Linked DNA regions of Homo sapiens: region 2 is linked to region 1. A link is a contact called in ENCODE Hi-C or POLR2A ChIA-PET data. All regions are on one chromosome and are shown on one strand. Each heading gives the region's core, a stretch centred on a gene start or an enhancer-like site at or near the end of the contact. The rest is flanking DNA. Distances are from core to core; before and after follow the strand shown. Region 1 overlaps DNAJC11 (DnaJ heat shock protein family (Hsp40) member C11). Region 2 holds the start of LINC01672 (long intergenic non-protein coding RNA 1672).

Evidence for each region. A loop is a pair of places that touch in the nucleus more often than their neighbours do. ChIA-PET counts read pairs that join two places held with the same protein, here RNA polymerase II (POLR2A).
Region 2: a map of endothelial cell of hepatic sinusoid shows a loop between it and region 1 (7-fold over the local background). The contact joins the promoter of LINC01672 here to the enhancer-like site in region 1. A Hi-C loop is called at or near these places in 1 of 168 maps with a recorded cell type or tissue (endothelial cell of hepatic sinusoid). POLR2A ChIA-PET finds 5 or more read pairs at or near these places in 1 of 52 experiments (activated CD4-positive, alpha-beta T cell).

The regions. Positions count from the first base shown.
Region 1 is chr1:6,671,340-6,674,039 of GRCh38, forward strand. All of the region lies in intron 3 of DNAJC11 (DnaJ heat shock protein family (Hsp40) member C11), which reads right to left. Among named protein-coding and RNA genes, the nearest start is that of DNAJC11, 29 kb to the right of the region's middle. Within about 2 kb of position 1,357, at least 2 of the 41 ENCODE cell types and tissues checked have a DNase peak (open chromatin) inside an H3K27ac peak, as active enhancers do.
Region 2 is chr1:6,723,411-6,726,110 of GRCh38, forward strand. LINC01672 (long intergenic non-protein coding RNA 1672) reads left to right here and starts at 1,335. Exons shown (of 2, transcript NR_104620.1): 1 at 1,335-1,440.

The DNA.
Region 1 (2,700 bases), core at 107-2,606:
TCACACCATTCTCCTGCCTTAGCCTCCTGAGTAGCTGGGACTACAGGCATCTGCCACCACGCCCGGCTAATTTTTTTTAGTAGAGACGGGGTTTCACCGTATTAGCCAGGATGGTCTTGATCTCCTGACCTCATGATCCGCCTGCCTTGGCCTCCCAAAGTGCTGGAATTAGAGGCGTGAGCCACTGCGCCTGGCCATTTTTTTTTTTTTGAGATGGAGTCTCACTCTGTCATCCAGGCTGGAGTGCAATGGTGCAATCTCAGCTCACTGCAAGCTCCGCCTCATGGGTTCATGCCATTCTTCTGCCTCAGTCTCCCGAGTAGCTGGGACTACAGGCATCCGCCACCACGCCCGGCTAATTTTTTTGTATTTTTAGTACAGACTGGGTTTCACAGTATTAGCCAGGATGGTCTTGTTCTCCTGACCTCGTGATCTGCCTGTCTTGGCCTCCCAAAGTGGCGTGAGCCACTGCGCCCAGCGATATTTTATTTTATTTTAATATTTTATTTTTTTGAGACAGAGTCTTGCTTTGTCACCTAGACTGGAGTGCAGCGATGCGATCTCAGCTCACTGCAACTTCCGCTTCCAGGGTTCAAGCAATTCTCCTGCCTCAGCCTCCCGAGTAGCTGGGATTACAGGCTTGTGCCACCATACCCAGCCAGTTTTTTTATCTTTAGTAGAGATGACATTTCACCATGTTGGCCAGGCTGGTCTTGAACTCCTGACCTCAAGTGATCCACCTGCCTTGACTTCCCAAAGTGTTGGGATTACAGGTGTGAGCCACTGCACCCGGCCTGGATAGAAATTTTATAATTGAGTGTTCTATTCAACAGGATATTAGTTTTAAAAAATGCAGATTTTAATGAAAGTTTGATTCGCCATAACTTTAATCAGTGACATAAGCAGGCCCATGAATATGCCCATACACTACTATTTTTTTCAGAAACAGGTTTGCTAGCTGCTGAGAATTAAAATCCTGGACTCAAACCCTGTAGGAGAAAAAAGAAAACAAAGCCTGGAAAGTGTGAAGCTTCACAAAGGCTGCAGCAGGAAAAGATTCATTTTCAGGAATTTTAGCTGTTTCATCTTTGAAGACTGAACTAACAGCTGAAAATTACTTTCTCTCTGTTACATTCTGTGATGAATTACGAACGCAAATAATCCAAAGGTGGCAGATCATTCCATTTTTAGTCATATTTTACACAAATTTTGCAAATAGTTGGTACATAATCAGAGCTAACAGCAAAGCCAAAATGGCCAGCCTTTCTGGAGCGGTGAAGACACTTAGCAGGGCAGGGCACTTCATTCTCAGCTCCCACAGGCCTCTGCCAGCCTTGATTATTTATATCTTCCTTTAAACAGAATACATGATGCCAGAGAGGGGAACAGGACTAAGCCAGCTGTGAGCCGCTCTTCTCCTTATCAGCAACCCTTACAGACAGAGGCATCTGGGAACACAGCATCCAAAGCTGCATGACAGTTGATAAATACCAGACATTTTCAATGTTTCTCATGGACAGAGTGTATCACATGCAGCTCATGAATCCATACAACTGCTGTTCACTGGAGCATTCACCAACTAGGTCTATCCCTATGCTAACCAGAAAACTGACTGAGCGGCCAGGTGCAGGGGCTCACCTGAGGTCAGGTGTTTGAGACCAGCCTGGCCAACATGGCAAAACCCTGTCTCTACTAAAAATACAAAATTTTGCTGGGCATGGTGGCGGGCGCCCATAATTCCAGCTACTCGGGAGGCTGAGGCAGGAGAATTGCTTGAACCTAGGAGGCAGAGGTTGCCGTGAACGGAGATCGTGCCACTTCACTCCAGCCTGGGTGAAAGAGCGAAACTCCATCTCAAAAAAAAAAAAAAAAAAAAAAAAGGAAAAGAAAACCGACTCAGCCCAGGAGTTCCAGACCAACCCGGGCAACATAGTGAGACCCCATCTCTACAACAAAAAAACAACCACCAAGAAGACTGACTTTATTGATGAAAGGAATGAGGAGATATCCAAAAGCTAGGTGGCATAATGGAAGGAGGACAGACAGGACCTCAAACCTCCTGGGAGACCTCAGGCAAGTCACCTTTCTAAGCTTCAGTTTCCCTGCTATAAAATGAGGAGGGTTAAGCGACATCATTTGAAAAGTGTCATCTGGTTCTAGCTAGTAAACTTTTTCTTCTGGGATAATTTTAGAAAATGATTTGGAAACGCTACAACAACAGTACAGAAATTTCTAGTATAGCCTGCACCCAGGTTCCCCCAATGTTAGCACCTTTTATAACCATGGAAGAGCTCTCAAATCTCAGAAACCAACATTAATACATTTCTACTAATTAAACCTAGGGTTCAGATTTCACTAGATTTTCTACGAACATCCTTTTTCTGTTCCAGGATCCAATCCAAGATTCCACGTTGCATTTAGACACGAGGTGTCCTTAGTCTTCTCTGCTCTGTGACAGTTCTAAACCTTTGCTAGTTTTTCATGATCTTGACCATATTACTGCTTTTAATACAGGCTGACTTTCTCATATACTATAAAACCGATGTCAGAGACAGGGAAAAGTAAAATATAAATAATGTAAAGGACTGCAGACAAAAACCAAACTGCAGATGATCTGGGCCGAAGGATGCAACTCTGGGTGTAATCTAACATCTGAAAGTGACACCTGCAGGAGATGAGTTACGTGGTTTCCATGGCAGT
Region 2 (2,700 bases), core at 85-2,584, 52 kb after region 1:
TAACCCCCAGAACATGAGAAAGGGACCGTATTTCGAGAATGGGTCTTTGCAGATGTAATGAAGGATCTTGATATCATTCTGGATTGAGGATGGACTCTAGCTCCACTGACAGGTGTCCTTATGAGAAAAAGGTAGAGGCAGATTTGAGACACAGACACAGGGGAGACGGCCATGAGAAGACAGAGGCAGAGATTGGAGTGAAGCAACCACAGGCCAACAAGTCACCGATACCAGAAGAAGCAAGGAAGGAGTCTGTCCTACAGTCTTCAAAGGGAGCGTGGATCTACTGACACCCAGATTTTGGACTTCTGACCTCCAGAGCGGTAAGAAAATAAATTTCTATTGTTTTAGGCTACCAAGTTTATTACAGCAGGCTCAGGAAACTAATACTCTAGGTGACGTCTGCTCCTCCACCCCATGCCTCTGCATGCTTGGGTTACAACAGAGAGTGCTTTCCCCTTGGTTGAACAACACTTTTTTTCTTGAGAAAAGAAAACATAAGGGTAAAGCAGTTTTTGGAAGGGTTACTCAGCCAGCTAGATCGTCAGAATCAACTCTGGTAGGAGTGGGCCACAAACATCCATCCTAGGGCATCCGGAGAGAGTCATTCTCCCTAACAATAGCTCTGGGCATGGCTCTGTATTCGTCTGTTCTTGCATTGCTATAAAGAACTACCTGAGACTGGGTCATTTATAAAGAAAAGAGGTTAAATTGGCTCACGGTTCCACAGGCTGTACAGGAAGCATGGTTGGGAGGCCTCAGGAAACTTACAATCATGGCGGAAGGTGGAGGGCAAGCAGACACGTCCCACGTGACTGGAGCAGGAGGAAAAGAGAGCGAAGGGGGAGGTGCTGCACACTTTCAAACAACCAGATCTCACGAGAACTCACTCACTATCACGAGAACAGCAAGGGGGAAGTTTGCCCCCATGATCCAATCACCTCCCGCCAGGCCCATCTTCCAACATTGGGGATTATAATTTGACATGAGATTCGGGCAGGGCCACAAATCCAAACCGTATCAGGCTCCACATTTTGTTTCTTTGTTTTTTTTTTTCCCTGTCCTTCCCTCTACCTGAAGCTCATTTGAAAGCAAGTTTCCATTGCTGCTATTCCTTCCTTACTTTGGTCAGAATCCTCTTTTTGTGGTATCATAAATGGTTTCCATGGAAACAAAAGGTTAGGATAGAACAGTGCCAATGTGCATGTAAACTTCAGAATTAAACAAGGGCTGTTGTTTTTGCCTGTCATGGAGTTCCGTTCATTCTGAACATGTCACCGGGGACTTTGGAATGTGTATCCATAACTCCCTGATTTTCAACCACATTCCAGCCTGCCTGACTCATGAAGCGTGGAGCGACCCAGGAACATCCCAGCTCCTCATGTCCCACATTCTTCAGGCTTTCTCTTAGTTTTGGCATGTGCATGTAAATGTCAACAGGTGAGGTGAGATTTGCTGTAAAGAAGCAGATGGTCCCACAGGGTAGGCTGTGGGAGAGATGGAAGTTCTAGCAGGAGATATCACAGCCAAAGACTAGCAATCTAGGCTTATCATTTGTTTAGTGCGTCAGAACCAGTGAGTCGAGGAGGAAAGGAGACCCAAGGCTATGTGGTTGCCCTCACGACTGGGAGTTTACATTTGCTTCCTGCCAGAACCAAGGACATAGCGACCGATGTGCACAGACTTCTCCAAGGTTGTTTAGTCATTGGCAAAAACAGGCCTTCACCCATCCTTGAACTGGGTCCAAGTAACTGAGATGTGCCTGTAGTGGAGGAGCGCAGGTGGAGGTTCTGAGTCCCTGAAGCTCTGCATCTTTACTTTACAAGAGATGCTGCCTGGGAGTTCTTACTTCAGAGTAAGAGGGGTGGCCATGTTATCACCCAGACTAGAACACTTTCCAGAGTGAGAAGAGCCGCTATTAATTATAGGGCAATGGCTAGAATCTGGTCTGTCCCTGGAGAAGAGGGACATCTGACAACCCTATCTTTATTTTATTTTTTTAGATGGAGTCTCGCTCTGTCACGCAGGCTGGAGCACAGTGGTGTGATCTTGGCTCACTGCAACCTCTGTCTCCTGGGTTGAACTGATTCTCCCGCCTCAGCCTCTCAAGTAGCTGGGACTACAGGCGCCCGCCACCAGGCCTGGCTAATATTTGTATTTTTGTAGAGATGGGGGTTTCACCATGTTAGCCAGGCTGGTCTCGAACTCCTGACCTCAGGTGATCTACCCGCCTCGGCCCCTCAAAGTGCTGGGATTACAGGCGTGAGCCATCACGCCCAGCTGGCTATAACCCTATCTTTAGGCCAACTTGTACCCGGCTCCACTATGGAACTCAGTGTCGAAGTGCCCGGGCTTCCTGCCCTGGTTCTGGAGATGGGTGGTGGCAATGGCTGCACAACAGTGTGAAGGTAGTAATGGCCACAGAACTGTGCCCTTCACAGTGGCTAAAAGAGCACATTTTATGTTATGTCTGTTGCACCCCAATGAAAACAAATAGCAAACGTTCTGATATTCCCTCCAAACCAGCTGCTTCTGCTGACTCCTCGTCTCAATTAATCGCGGCTCTGTCTTCCGTTTGCTGAAGCCGAAGACCTCCCCGCTCTCTCAGAGCCCATGTCTGGCACATCAGCGAATCTCGTTGGCACTGCCGTCAAACACATCCATCTAGGATCTCCCCGCACTTCACGCCACCCACCGCGC